2 separate regions of the Homo sapiens genome follow, and region 2 is linked to region 1. Evidence: chromatin contacts called from ENCODE Hi-C or POLR2A ChIA-PET data. All regions are on one chromosome and are shown on one strand. The core of a region is the stretch at or near the end of the contact, and the rest is flanking DNA. Distances in the headings are between cores, read along the strand shown.

What was found. Hi-C counts contacts between places; a loop is a spot of excess contacts on that map. ChIA-PET counts read pairs that join two places held with the same protein, here RNA polymerase II (POLR2A). Pooled maps may share reads with other maps.
Region 2: a map with no recorded cell type shows a loop between it and region 1 (2.2-fold over the local background). The contact joins two enhancer-like sites. A Hi-C loop is called at or near these places in 1 of 37 single-sample maps with no recorded cell type and 4 of 50 pooled maps. POLR2A ChIA-PET finds 5 or more read pairs at or near these places in 1 of 52 experiments (OCI-LY7).

Annotation. Positions count from the first base shown.
Region 1 is chr15:100,425,269-100,432,667 of GRCh38, reverse strand. All of the region lies in intron 11 of CERS3 (ceramide synthase 3), which reads left to right. It overlaps CERS3-AS1 (CERS3 antisense RNA 1), which reads right to left. Exons shown (of 5, transcript NR_120374.1): 4 at 6,585-6,676. Among named protein-coding and RNA genes, the nearest start is that of CERS3-AS1, 56 kb to the right of the region's middle. Within about 2 kb of position 3,392, at least 3 of the 41 ENCODE cell types and tissues checked have a DNase peak (open chromatin) inside an H3K27ac peak, as active enhancers do.
Region 2 is chr15:100,592,106-100,599,504 of GRCh38, reverse strand. The region is part of intron 1 of LINS1 (lines homolog 1); the gene reads left to right. Among named protein-coding and RNA genes, the nearest start is that of LINS1, 6.4 kb to the left of the region's middle. Within about 2 kb of position 2,549, at least 12 of the 41 ENCODE cell types and tissues checked have a DNase peak (open chromatin) inside an H3K27ac peak, as active enhancers do.

The sequences.
Region 1 (7,399 bases), core at 2,143-4,642:
TGTTCTATTTTATCCAGATTATTTAAATGTTATACCTAGAAGTCAGCACAGTTTTCTAGATGTGGTCTGACTCATACAAAATCAAGCAGGTCTGTTTTCTCTGTTTTTCTGAAAATTCTGTTTCTATTGATGTAGGTTAGTTTTCCATTGCTGTTAGTCGCATTATGCTGTTAATTCATACTGAGCTTGAAATTGATTAAGCCTCCATGTCTTTTCCACATGAACTATTGTTAAGCAACATTTCCTCCACTGGGGAATTGTCTGGTGCTGAGAGTGGTTTTTCGTTTTTGTTGGAAGTTATATTTCTTTTTGTTAAACTTCATTTTGCTTGATCAGGTTATCATTCCAGCCTTTTGTTTAAGAATGGGAAAGCCTGACATTTGGTGACAGGTGCTTAAATATTTTTGATGACCTGTTGTTTAAAAGGCCTATTAAAGCCAGGAGTGGTGGTACATATTTGTAGTCCTAGCTGTTTGGGAGGCTGAGGCAGGAGGTTTGCTTGAGCTCAGGAAGTCAAGGCTTCAGTGAGCCATGATTGCCCCACTGCACAATCTAGCCTGGAAACGGAACAAGACCCTGTCTCTTAAAAAAAAAAACAAAAGAGGGCCTATTAAAGGAACTCAGGAGTATGCTATACAAGGCAGCTCATGAAAACGTCCTAATTATTTTGTTTGAATCAGAGGAGGATTGTAATTATACTTAAGCCTAACACACAAGAAGATCTACTACTCACACCGTAAAGAAGATCTCCCAGGATTCCAGACTTTTTGCCTCAGATCAACTTGTTACTGCTGTGTTGCTAGCTTGTTACATGCTAGCTATGTTGACTACAGCTAACTAGAGTGGCTTGGGCGTTAATAGAAAAATACAGCCAGGTCCCAACACAGACCAGTTAAATCTACAGAGGTGAGATCGAGACACTGGAATTTTTGACAGTCCTCTTCTTCCACTAAATGATTCTAATTTGCATCCTAGGCTGAGATCTACAAGATTAAGCAGAGAAAACCAGCTGCATGTGTCTTCTCCCCACTGGAAAAATGTCCATGGTGCCACTCCATTTACTGGGTCTATTTTTTAAAAAGCGGAGATCACTATACTCTTCCCTACATTTGTAAAGTCAATTGGCATGACCTCAACAAACATTCCCATCTTGAAAATATTACAAAATTAGTGGACTTTTGTGTTACATTGATGTTCTGCACTAAAAGAAAAAAAAACTGATAAAAATTCAGACTTGAAAATAAGCACATTGGGATTCTTTTGTAGAAAAACAGAATTCTTTAAATAGCACATTTTTCTGGAGAATTTAAAAACATGATTTATTTTATAAAATGATTATTTTTAAAGAACCATTTATTATATAAAGTGAGACATACTTGCAATTTTATGTTGCCTTTCTGGACTGAAAAGTTACTTGTGAAATATAGAGACTAAGGAAGTCAAAGTTATTTGAAAGCATGGAATTTTAGAAGTTGAAAGACCCTTAGGCAACCCTCTGCTGCAACTTTTTCTTTTCACAAAGAGTAGCAATCCAGAGAGGGTTTGTGGTCTAACAGACAACCATGCTCTCCAAAGTGCAGTCTGACCATCAGCCCAGGTACAGTCCAGGGACTGCTAGAAATACAATATCTCAGGCCCCACCAGTGACCTCCAGCATGAGAATCTGTAGTTTACCAAGAACCCTAGGTGATTTGCGAGCATGTTACAGTTTGGGAAGCACTGGTCTAGAAAATTCATATTCCAGACAACTGAAAGGAAAACGGCCACGCGTAGCCAGAGTTCACAGAACTCAATTTAAATTTAATGCAACTGCCTTGAGGAGGGAAAAAAGGGGAAAAAACTCAATTTGTTTTTTTCTGTGACCTTGTCAACTTGGATAATTAGAACCTATATAACAAAAAGGAATGTACTTTGCTAGTAGTTCAGAAAATTGAACTGACTGAATGTATTTTTTTCATACAGTGAAAGCTAAAAATTTGCTTTCAAAACAGCATAAAATGCTTATTATATAGCTCTTTGTTTCATTGCCAACTGCGGATTTAGACATGGAGTCATTCAAAGAGCAGTGGGACATTATGAGTAATTCACAATCTTCTGGGCTTTTGACATTTCTGCAAAGCCACAGATTCCCAAGCACAGCATTTAGTTACAGCACTTCAAAAACACAGCACTATGATTTTATGGAAGCTGTAGTACAGATGTCATTCCCAGAGGTGTAAGGAAATGCTGTGGGCAAAGATTGTTCATTTAGTTCAAATGAGCATTTTATCTTATTAACATTAGAATGTATTTTTTTTCTCATTGTCAAGTTTTTTGTTTTTGTTTTTGTTTTCTTTTGGTCATTCTTTTTTTTTTTGAGACGGAGTCTCGCTCTGTCGTCCAGGCTGGAGTGCAGTGGCGTGATCTCGGCTCACTGCAAGCTCCGCCTCCCGGGTTCACGCCATTCTCCTGCCTCAGCCTCCCGAGTACCTGGGACTACAGGCGCCCCCCACCACAACTGGCTAACTTTTTGTATTTTTAGTAGAGACAGGGTTCCACCGTGTTAGCCAGGATGGTCTCGATCTCCTGACCTCGTGATCCGCCCACCTCTGCCTCCCAAAGTGCTGGGATTACAGGTGTGAGCCACCGCGCCCGGCTTTTTTGGTCATTCTTGCAATCATTTTTGAGGAATACAGATGAAGCCCAAGTGAATTATGTATAAGCATATATATATATAAATATATAAAAAAAAATACACCAAAAGTAAAGCCAAAAGTGTAGACATCCGGATTTGACTTTAAATTTATTGTGCTCACCTTTTCTTTTGGTGGAGATTAAAGTGGTGGGAATTTGTGTATTAATTGAGTGATGCTGGTTGTGTTACACATATTGTACAATACGGGGTGATGGCTGTGGATAAGTATGTTTATTTAAGAAACACAGATGGTGAAGCTTTTCCGTGCTGTGTCATGTGAGGATCAACTGAAGGATGGGGGAATGTTTAGCTGGAAGAGGAGTTCATTATCTTTAAATGTTTGGAAAATTAACCAATGTTTGAAGGGAGTACACAGACTTCTTTTGCCTGGTACAAAGGGGTAGAACTTGGAGGAATGCGTGGGCGCTCCAGGGAGGCAGAGATCAGCCCCAAATATGAAAGGAAGCAGATAGTGAATGACTGCAGAGACACAGGCAGGGGTGTGCGTCTTCTGCTAGGGTTGTTGTAAAGAGCCTATCACCATCAAATAGAAACTGGATTAGAAGACACTTAAAGGTCCCTTTCAAACCTGTAGGTCTACAGATACTGCTGTTTCTTACGTAATACCCCTTCCACATCGCAGTGCTACTCCGATAGCCTCCAGAGTTTCCCTCCTGGACTGTGACCTCGGCCTCCCAAGTATGCCAGCTGGGCTCCTTCCAGCCATTTCCACACAGTGGCAGAGAGCACTGCTATAGAAACCAGCTCCCCCGGTGCAGAAGCTCACTGAGGACAAACACCTTGTCTGTTTTCTCACTGATACACTGCAAACACCCAAAACAGTGCTATAAAGTGGCTTCTAGTTGGGTTTAGAAATGAATTTGAATTTCTGACCATGACCTGTGAAATTCATTATCTGATCTGTGCTTATTTGAGGCCTCACCTGGGGTCAGGCCCTGCCTTTCTCAGCATTCATTAGCTGTGCTGTCCTTGCTAATCCCCGAGCATGCAAGGCTCTCACATCGCAGGGCCTCTGCCCACGTTGTTTCTTCTTGAAAGGTTTATTCCACTCTTCTCCGGCTACTCCTGTTAAACTATAGGTTACAACTTGAGTTCATTTCCTTAAGGCCTTCCTGGCATCAGCCTCATCTAAGTGAGATTCCTCTATTTAAATATCATAGTATTCTCTACTTCCTAACATGCATCAAACCTGTAACGATGTATTTCTTATTGTGTGTTTGATTCTGTAGCATTCAGTTCTTTCAATAGATTGTAAGTTATTTGAGAACAGACCATTATATCTCCAATGTCTTGCACAGGGCACAGGGTATTAAAAGGATTTTTTGAACTGGTGGTTCTCAACTGGAGCAGTTTTGGCCTTCAAGGATATTTGACAATCTGTGGAGACATTTTTGTCTGTCACAAGTGGGAGGTGCCACTAGTATGATACAGATAACTGGAGGTGCTTACTGCTAGACGTCCCACAATGGGCAGCAAGGTCCCGGAATCACCTGGCCCAAAATATCCACAGTGCCGAGGTTGTGAACCTTGGGGTGAATGAATGAACTGTCTGTCTTTTGGTTGATTGTCCTTTGTGGCAAGGTGTTTTTCCCAAATTATTCATTGCTTTCCCACTGCCAGTGTCTTCTCATCCAGGGGAAACTTTGATTTATGCAGGAACAGCCAAACACATGATTCCTTGAGAAACCAAGCTCTCCAAAATTAGCTGGTTAGTATTTCTTTACATGGAAATATTGGCATTTAAAATTATTCAAATGATAATGGTTTTGAAAGAAAACAGTTGCCAGCCATTTCCTTTTGAGATAAGGCAACTGCATTGAAAAGTTTTGATGGATGGAGAAAATGAGATTGTAGCAAATTTGTCAGTTGTAATCCCAATCTGAGAAAACATTTACTCTGATAGCACTCTGCACTATAACCTTCAGTTCCTTCACTGTTATGTACCATGAGGGCTGGGAAGGACACACCAGGGGAGGCCGTTTTGACTCTGCCAAACAGTGGTTCCTCATTCATTCTAATTCACTTAGTGACGTGGCTCTCTCATTGCTTTTTTCACCACCTGACCTCTTTACCTTCTGAGTCTAACTCAGTAAAACTGTTCCCATCCTGGGGGTGGCCACCTTCACCTGTCTCTCGGCAGGAAGCACAGAATCTGAGTTTGAGCTACACAACTTTTTGTTTCTAGCTCAAGCCATCATATTTATGAGGAAGACTTGTTAGAAGAAAATGAATGACAGTTTCTACCTATTGAAAAATTTCATTCGGCTTTGTAGTCAGAGTCTGGGACAGTACTTCCCAATCTTCATCACTTCATCGTACCCGAGAGATTGATGTTTGTGCAGCACACAAGGGTAAACTGAGGTGGGCCTCAAAGCAGGAGAAGACAGTACAAGTAATCCAGGCACCTGGGGCTCTGGTAGCTTCAGGCTCTGCCTTGCTACCCCAAGGCCTGAGAGGATTAATGTCTCAGCATAACTTTTAACCCTTTCCTGGCACATCCGTTGGGAATTTCTGGTATAGAATAGCCTCACGTAATGGCCACTCATCTATGGGCCAATAGATGATAATGTTATTCATTTCCACTTAATATGGGCTGATAGATTGGCATTGCCTAAGAACAAGTCATATTTTGTTTATCCCTGGAGAAGCACAGATGAGATACTTTTAAAATTTTCCTTATTCGGAATTCTTGCCAACAATAGCACTTTCGCTCCTCCGAGACAGGGATGCAGCGCTGTCCAGCAGGAACCATCTGAAGTAGCCATCACAAGGCCTGCTGCAGAGGACCGTATGTCAGAAGAGGTCTCTCAGGACCAAAACATACGCAGCTGTGTCATGGAGGGCCAGCCAGTGGGGCACACACCCCTCGGCTGACTACTGTGTTCCCTTACCCTGAGGTCACGGGTGTGGGCTTGCCAACCCGTGTCAGCTCAGAATCTGGAGCCTGGCCACAGAGATCTGATATAGCTTGGACATTGCTGAAGACAGCATTTGGAGAGCTGAAGAGTGCAGGGACCCGTATCAAAGGACCCAATTGAGTGTAACAGGCTGGAAATGAAGTACCTCATAAAAGGCAGGGATTGGGGATAATTTTTAGGATTTTGTTTTCAGCAACTGAGTGGGTGGGAGTACCATTTGCTAAATTATGGAAGGCCAGAGAAAAAGGTGGTGTTAAGGGGAGGAGACTAGAGTTTAAAGACTGTTAGACAGCTGAGGGATTTTCTAGCTATTGAGTTTTTGAGTTTGAAGCCTGAAAGAGGCCCACACGGGGGATATAAACTTGGGAGTCATCTACAGTTATACAGTATTCAATTAATGCTATGGTATTAGATTAATTCATTCACTCTTTCAACACATATATCCAGAGTGCCTACTATGTACTAAATGAGATCACCTACGAGAACCCAGAGAAGACAGATGGTATATTCCAGTATATTCCTACTCATTTTATTCTCTCTCCCTCTCTTTCCCTGCAGAGATGGCCACTGTCTTGAAGCTGGTATCCTTCCTCTCATGCCTCTGTATATTTATTATGTCTGGATATAGTTACGGGCATTAGAGTATTATTTTCTGTATTTTAAAACTTTATGTAAGTGATATGAGCTGATATATAAATGTGTAGCTTTTTTCACTCATTATAAGACTATTCATATTGATGTATGTCTCCTTGTGAACATGTGTGTGAATTTCTCCATAAATGGAATTGTTAGGTCAAATTTATTTTATTTTTTATTTTTCACTATCTCAAAGGAACTCATTTTAATTTTTTTATTATGCAACATTTAGTTTATTAATTGAATATGAAATTTTTGATGTGTATATAGCTGATGAGCTTTTTTTTCTTTTTCAACTTTTTTTAAAATAAAGAAAATAGGTTTAATTGACTCACAGTTCTGCAGGCTGTACAGGTAACATGACTGGGGAGGCCTCAGGAAACAATCATAGCAGAAGGCAAAGGGAAAGCAGGCACTTCTTACATGGCTGGAGTAGGAGGAAGAGAGCGAAGTGGGAGGTGCTACACACTTTTAAACAACCAGATCTCGTAAGAACTCACTCACTGTCACAAGAATAGCAAGGGGTAAATCCACCCCCTTGATCCAGTCACCTCCCACCAGGCCCCTCCTCCAACATTCAGAATTACGGTCAACATGAGATTTAGGTGGGGACACAAATCCCAAACCATATCATTCTGCCCCTGACCTCTCCCACATCTCATGTCCTTCTCACATTGCAAAATACAATTATCCCATCTCAAAAGTCCCTCAAAGTCTCAACTCATTTTAGCATTAACTCAAAAGTCCAAAGTCCAAAGTCTTATCAGAAACAAGCTAGTCTCTTCTGCCTATGAGCCTGTAAAATAAAACAGCAATTAATTAGTTCCAAGACACAATGGGGGTATAGGTATTGGGTAAATACTCCCTTTCCAAAAGGGACAAATCAGCCAAAACAAAGTGGGCTACAGGCCCCATGGAAGTCTGAAGCCCAGCAGGGGGTCATTAAATCTTATAGCTACAAAATAATCTGCTTTGACTCCATGTCTCACATTCAGACGACACTGATACTAGGGGTGGGCTCCTAAGGCCCTGGGCAGCTCTGGCCCTGTGGCTCTGCAGTGTACATCACCAGCGGCTGCTCTCAAGGGCTGGTGTTGCGTGCCTGTGGCTTTTCCGGGTGCATAGTGCAAGCTGTCAATAAATCTACCAT
Region 2 (7,399 bases), core at 1,300-3,799, 170 kb before region 1:
ATTCCTAGTTCTTTGTATTTCTGGCCATTTGTTTTTCATTAAAAATCCTGCCTTTGAGTTAAACAACCATTTTCAAATGATTGAAGTACATGATTATATCATAGCCAAGTAACATCATATTGTCAAAGTTTCACAGAATGTGCTACTAGGTAATTTTAAATTGCTTTATTGAATTGGTGCTATCAGATTTGCTAATTTTTATAACTTTTCAATGATGTAAAAGCAGTTTAGATTGCGGAATATTTATAACAAGTTAATATTGATTAGGTTTTAACAGATACACTTCATTTCCCATTAACTTAGTTAATAATATAAAACTCACAAAAATGGGAACATCTTACAACATATAAGTGAAATAATTTGGGATAAGTATTCATGAAGCTTGATTCATGAAACCCTGACTCAATCAGAATTGAGTTTATTTCTTGAGTAGAAAGAGACTTTGTCATTGGAAAAATGCCCCAGCACCACTGCAGCAATTCTGATTTAGCTGGTCTCTAGGGAGTCCAAGGCTCATGGGTTTTTCCTAATGTTCCAGTGATGTCAGTGTCAAGGTCAGATTCCAAGGTCAAGGACCACTGCCCAGGAGGCTGTGTCCTGGCCCATAAAGCACTTGGTGGTGGAGAGAATGAGCAGGTTATGCTCTAGTTGGCAGCAGGCAGTGTTCTGGGCCAGCAGGTTGTGTCTGGGGATCTTGGTGTAATAAAGAGGGCCACCATAAAGACAGATGCAGCACAGTTTGGAGCCCATCATTTGCCTTGTTAGCCCAACTTAGTTCAGCTGTACCTGGCAGAAAAGGCGATGGGGCTGGGTAGAGAAATTGTATTTCAGACCTTGGTCATCACAGCAAAAAGAACGCCGAAAGAAAGGAAGCTAACTGGAGGCTTTTGAGTTCCTTATAGTTCTTGCCCTGGTAATTTAAGGGATTTTGGTCTTCTATGGTATTCTACCACAGCCATTTTAAGATGGTGCTTCAGTGTGTGTTGCTTCTGTCAAGTACGTTGTCAGATGTGTCATACGGTAAAGACTGAATGAGCTCAGAACTTAATCCCTGCTATGGATACTACTGTTTATAATTCTTTGATACTACATTTTTATTATAATTTAAAATTCACAACTTAAAATATTACATGGTGTTTTTAAAGTTTTTTGAGATCAAAACGGTACTAAAATATACTTTGGGACTGATTTTAGGATTGTTACATATACACTACTAAATTAATCTTCAGCCAGGAATGTATTCCACAAATATAAGTACCTACTGTGTATCAAATGCTGTGCTAGGAGCTAGGGAAGAACCAAGCAGACAACTCTAAATCATAAAAATCATTGCACAAATCGTTAAAGTATAATTGTGACACATTCTGTAAGACAGGGCACCAGAGCTGGAAGACAGTATCACCGGAGGACCTACCCCTGCCAAAGAAAGTCATATTTAAGCCTAAAACAAAAGGGAAAGTGGGTGGAAGGAGAAGCATTGTATCAAGGCCCAGAGGCTGGAAGGAACCTTTCAAGGTTAATAAATAAAGACATATTGACATCTTCCTACTTGAGTTATACAGGTGTTTTCACATATAAGCCATTTAATTTTTGCAAATCTTTGAGTATGCTACTTGGCTGAGGTAGGTAGATAATCTCGTTTTATCAATTGAAAAATCAGATCTTGTCTGTGTACAGAATTTAGGAGTTCAGTAAAATCTAGACAGTATCACATCTATAGACAGTTCCTCAACGCTACCCTGCCACTGGTGGCGGGTTTGTGGGGGCAGATGGAAAAGGGACAAGGCATAGACTGGAAAAGGGGAAGACTAAGGAAAACCTTTCAGTGAAATATTTCATTCTGAAGTACCACTTAAAACATACAGTTATAATTTAGCAACTAAGTATAGAAAAGTATTCATATTGATACACTGGATAATTTCCATTTATTTTAAAAATGCTTAGCATTAGCATATAAAAACCTAAGGAGCTGAGATTCCTCATCAATAAATCAAGTAGATTGTGCAGTGGTTCTCAAAATGTAGTCCCTGGTTCAATTCTTGGGCCCTCCCAGACCCACTAAATCAGAATCTCCAAAGTGGGCCCAGCCATTTGTGTTCTAATAAGCCTTCCAGGTAATTCTGATGCTACGGTTTGAGAATTATCTCTAAATTATCTCTTGAGATTTTTTCTAGTATGAACACGTTATGATTCTAATGTCCAGCATTAATTTGTGCTATGTTTAAAAAAAAAAAAAAAGATTTGCCTTTGGAGTGGTCACATAATAGAGCTACTTGAGAAAGATACTGTTGCCAGTAGGCCAGGTCAGGTTCTTCGCTTCTCTGCACAAAAGAATTTGAAAGGGAGACCACAGTGAAAATGTAGAAGGTTTGTTGCAGAGTGAAAGCAAGTGCACACTCAAAAGAGGAGCCTGGATGTGCTCAAAAGAGGCGTGTAATGTGGTCAGGGCTCGCTACGCAGACAGGCATGATGAAGGCACAAATATTCTATGATGAAAGGAGAGGGTTTCCAGGAAATGGGTGGGCAGTTCCCAGAATCAGGGCGCCACCCTTTTCTTGACTAAATGTGGTTAATCTGGAACTGCCATAGCTTCAGGTACGTGGCAGGGAGTGGGCGGTTTCCCCAGGGAAGTTTTATGGTAATGGGGCATAATGCAGCCAAGAGTATGCATTCAGTCAAGTTTTTGGCCATCTTGGATTTAACCAATTGCAGCAGGCTTCCTCTGTTACATTCTTATCTGTGCCTGGTCCCCAGGTAGCCCTTTCCCATTGGCACAGCTGCCGGCATTCACCTATGCAAGCTTTTACTTGTGTATCTATGCTTGCAGCTTGATTTTTCAGGCCGCTTTTTGTTAGAAAAGAAATGATTTGGGGGCTGCTTTTTATTAAAAGGGAAACCTTGCCGAGGACTCTCTTACCCTCACTATCTGTCTAAATAATTTCTAGCTCCTGTATCATCAGGCTGTTACCAGTATATCACTTTGACAGAAAAATGCATTTAAGCATTAAGTCTTTTATCTATAACTTGATTGCCAGGCTTTTCCTTCATGCCAAAAAAATCTGGCCTGTTTCAGAGTCCTAAGACAAGAGTTTAATAGGAAGACAATTTACAAACACGTGACAGAGTTTGTATTCTCACTATCTCAGAAGTAACCTGGAAACTTGTTAGAAATACAAATTACTGGGCCCCACCCCAGAACTATCTTATGGGAAGCTCCTAGGATAGGGCCCTGCAGTCTGCTTTCATAAACCTGTCTAGTGCATGACACAGTTTGAGTACTATTGTTTTGAGGAAAAGGAAGGATGGTGTAGCACTCCAAGGCCAGTAACCGCCAGCACCCCCTTTAGCCCTGAAGGTAAAGAGAGCTGGCAGTTCCTGGAGCTTGAAAGTCCAGCCTGCCTTCCGCCCCTCCCACTCCAAATCTCCTGGAGTCTGTTGGGGCACAGAGGAGAGTGAAGAATGGAACTAAAGGGAAGATACTGGCACATGGCATGCTGTCGGAAGATATCTGCCCCACTTCTTTTAATAGGGGAGGGAGGTGCTCTTGTCTAACCAGACCCATTTTATTTTTTCTGTGAAAAGTGCAGTTTCGATTGGTGGAGGGAACCAGAATCCTGGAAGACAGCCTGGGTTTGGAGGCCTCAACTTCCGCGACAGTTGTCACTGCATCTTCATTAATGGAGCAAAATAGATTAAGTAGCCTCTTGGGCTGTGGTCAGATTTGAACCAACTGTTGTTGAATTAGGGGAAGGCCTACTATTGACTTTCCCAGTCTATTAGTCTATGTAGTAGCCACATCATATAAAGAAACTAGTAATTTTTTTTACTTCTAATATTGACCATGAAAATAGATTATTTTTGTATTCTGAATTCAAACATAGACATATCTTTTTAAAGATAACCACAAATTGTTTTCCAAAGAGGATGTGCCGTTTTTCATTCTCACCAGCAGTGTAGGAGAGATCTAGTTTCTCAGCATCCTCCCCAGCATTTGGAGTCATTTTTAGCTCTTCTAGTAGTGGTAGTTCACTGTAGTGTTAATTCATATTTCTGTAATGGCTAATATGGTTAAGCATCTTTCTGTGGGATTATTTGCCATCTTTATATCCTCTTTGGTGAAATGTCTGTGCATGTCTGATCCATTTTGTAATTGAATTTTTTTTTTTAATGTTGAGTTTTGGGAGTTCTTTATATATTCTAGGTACTAGTCATGTGCTTTGCAGATATTTTTCTTTAAGTCTGTAGCTTGTCTTCTCATCTTCTTAGGGTTTTTTTGCAGAGCAAGTTTTAAATTTTGCTGAGTTCCGGTTTATCAGTTTTTACATTTGTGGATCATGCTTTTATGGTCAAGTCTGAGAACCCTTTGACTAGCCTCAGATGCCTAAGATTTTTCCTACATTTTTTTTCTAAAAGTTTAAAGTTTACAGCCATGACCCATTTAGGGTTGACTTTTGTAAAAGGTTGGAGTTATTTTAGAGAAAGTAAAATCAAGGTCATAGTAACCCTTATTCACAGTGCCTTTAATGTGGATGAACTGTTGATGCCCGAGGAGGAACAGTGGATTGTTGATTTTTCATGAGGAGCTTGCCGGGTTTGGTATAGCCACTAAAAGTATAGTCAGCCCTCCATATCCACGGATTCCATTCCAGTAGGTTCTGCTCCCCTGGATTCAACCAACCCCAGATCAAAAATATTTAGGGAATTGGGGAAAAATTTTGGCTACAGGATGGGGTGCTGGCTGCCAGGGGGAACCAGCCCTATGCTCAGAGTTGGCACTGAACATGTATGGATTTTTTCTTCTTGTCATTATTTTCTAAACCATACAGTGTAACAAATATTTACATAGCATTTACAATGTACCGTGTCAAATATTTTAAGTAATCTTGAGATCATTTAAAATACCTAGGAGGATGTGTGTAGATTATATGCAAATACCACACCATTTTATATATGGGACTTGGGCATCTGTAGATTTTGGTATCCTTAGAGAGTCCTGGAACAAATCTCCCACGGATCCTGAGGGATAACTGCCCTTTGTTTTGTTCAGAAACTCACAATTCCAGAAAACCGTGTCACTGACAGCAGCACTGCCAACAACATTTGATCCCACAAGATTCGTGATCATTAACCAAAATCAAAGACCCCTGAAGGTCTGATTACCATGCTGGCCTGTTGATTCTGGGGCTTAAATGGAACTATAGTCGGCCCTCTGGATCCACGGGTTCCACATCCACAGATTCAACCAACCTCAGATAAAAAAATATTCAGAAAAAATAAAAAATAACAATACAATAATAAAAATAATACAAATCAAAACAATACAGTGTAACAACTATTTACACATCACTTACATTGTGTTAGGTATTATAAGTAATCTAGAGATGATTTAAAGTATATGGCAGGATGTGCACAGTTTATATGCAAATATTATGCCATTTTTTGCCAGGGAGTTGAGCATCCATGGATTTTGGTATCCTTGGTGGGTTTTGGAACCAATCCCCCACAGATACCGAGGGGTGACTATACAATTTTAAAAACTCAGTCAAATCGCTATCCTGATTAACATTTCAACCTGTAGTTGCTGAGTATCTTTTGAAAAAATTAATCTTAGTTTATATTGGGAAATTGCATAGTAATTGACCTTGATTTTAGATCTCGCGTAGCATGTGAAAATGTTTCTGAGCACTATTGTTTTACAGTGTGAACAGTTAAGCTGTAGGAGTTACTATTTAATTTGAAGTCCAATGTTGAACTCTTGTCCTGGGCTTTTGGAGCACCAATGGAAGTTTGAAGAGTGCTTTGGTGGAGTGGTGAAGGACACAGGCTCTGATATTAGATTTTCTGGCTTCACATCCTGACTCTGTCCCTGAAGCTCTGTGACATAACATCTCTCTTAGTTTTCTTATCTGTAAAATGGGTATGATAATTAAGCACCCCCCCCCCCCATAAAGTTGTAAAACTCACTTAGAGCAGTATCTGGTACATAGTAGGTACTCAATAAAGTTTAACGATTCGTATTCCTAACACAGCAATTTTATGTGAAGATGGGTGGGAAGTATGTTATTTTATATTAATAAACACATGGTTTTATTAGGCATATAATGCAAAATTCAAATAGTTTACAGAACTTAAAAAATAAACAGAGGCTTCAGATAGATTTTATACTTAATATGGGTAACCCTTAGGCCACTTGGTGTGGGATTTCAGCTCCTCTGCCAAGAGAAAACACTAAGAGAATCACTGCTCCTTCACTTACCTAGTAAGACTGCCCCAATTGTTTGTTTCCAGGCTAGAGAAATCGTTCATTTATCATATAGATGGCCTCAGAGCCTGTCAGCATCCTGTGCACCCTCCGTCAGACACTTGGGTTTGTTGGTGTCTCTTAAAAGCTTGTTGTCTGAAGAGTACACATTCCCCCAGGCCAGCATGATAATGCAGAATGAGATGTGCAAACCTCAGAGCATCCACTTCAGAAAAAATTGTGGTCAGTTAAATCCCCTAGTTTGTTTTCTTAAGGATTTGTCCTTTCCTTTAATACCACAATTGCTTTAAAAAACACATACAAACTACAGTTTTCAATTCCAATGGGCTACCCACGGACATTTATTTTAAAGACAGTGTAATTAAGAGGAGTTTATACTTGATCACAATAAAACAGCCTAGCACCTATTGTCGTCATTCATTCATTAGCTGCCTGGCCCCTTGGCATTTGTGACCTGTATTACTAAGATGAATATTTTTTGATTTCCATCTAAGATTACAGGCCCATCTCCTTTAAGCCTATTACTTCCTATGGGACTAGAACAATAAGTTGATCTTTTGTTAAAGTATATATATGGCCTTTTGTCCTGGGTTCCTGAAGCAGCTCAAGACAGCTTCAGAGCACTAAAGGTAAAAGGCAGTGTTTTGTTATTTATAATAAACACTTTTCACACACCCCAGGTTATGTTAATGAGGTGATTTTTTTGGACCACCTAGATGGCTACAGGATGGAGTGCTCACTGCAGGGAGGGAATCAGCCCTATGCTCAGAGTTGGAACTTTCAGCCCTACCCCCAGTCTCAGGAAGGGGAGAGGGACTCAAGGTTGAGTCTATCACCAAGGGCCAGTGATTTAATCAACCATGCCTAAGTAAAGAAGCCTCCGTAAAAATCCAAAAGTGTTATCAGTTGATGGGTGTCCAGGTTCTTGGCGTCTTGAACAAAGAAAGCACAAACGAAGCAAGGGAAGACACACAAAACATACAAACAAAGCAAAGAAAGAATGAAGCAACAAAAGCAGAGATTTATTGAAAATGAAAGTACACCCCACAGGGTGGGAGTGGGCCAAGCATAGGGGCTCAAGAGCCCCGTTACAGAATTTTCTGAGGTTTACATACCCTCTAGAGGTTTCCATTGATT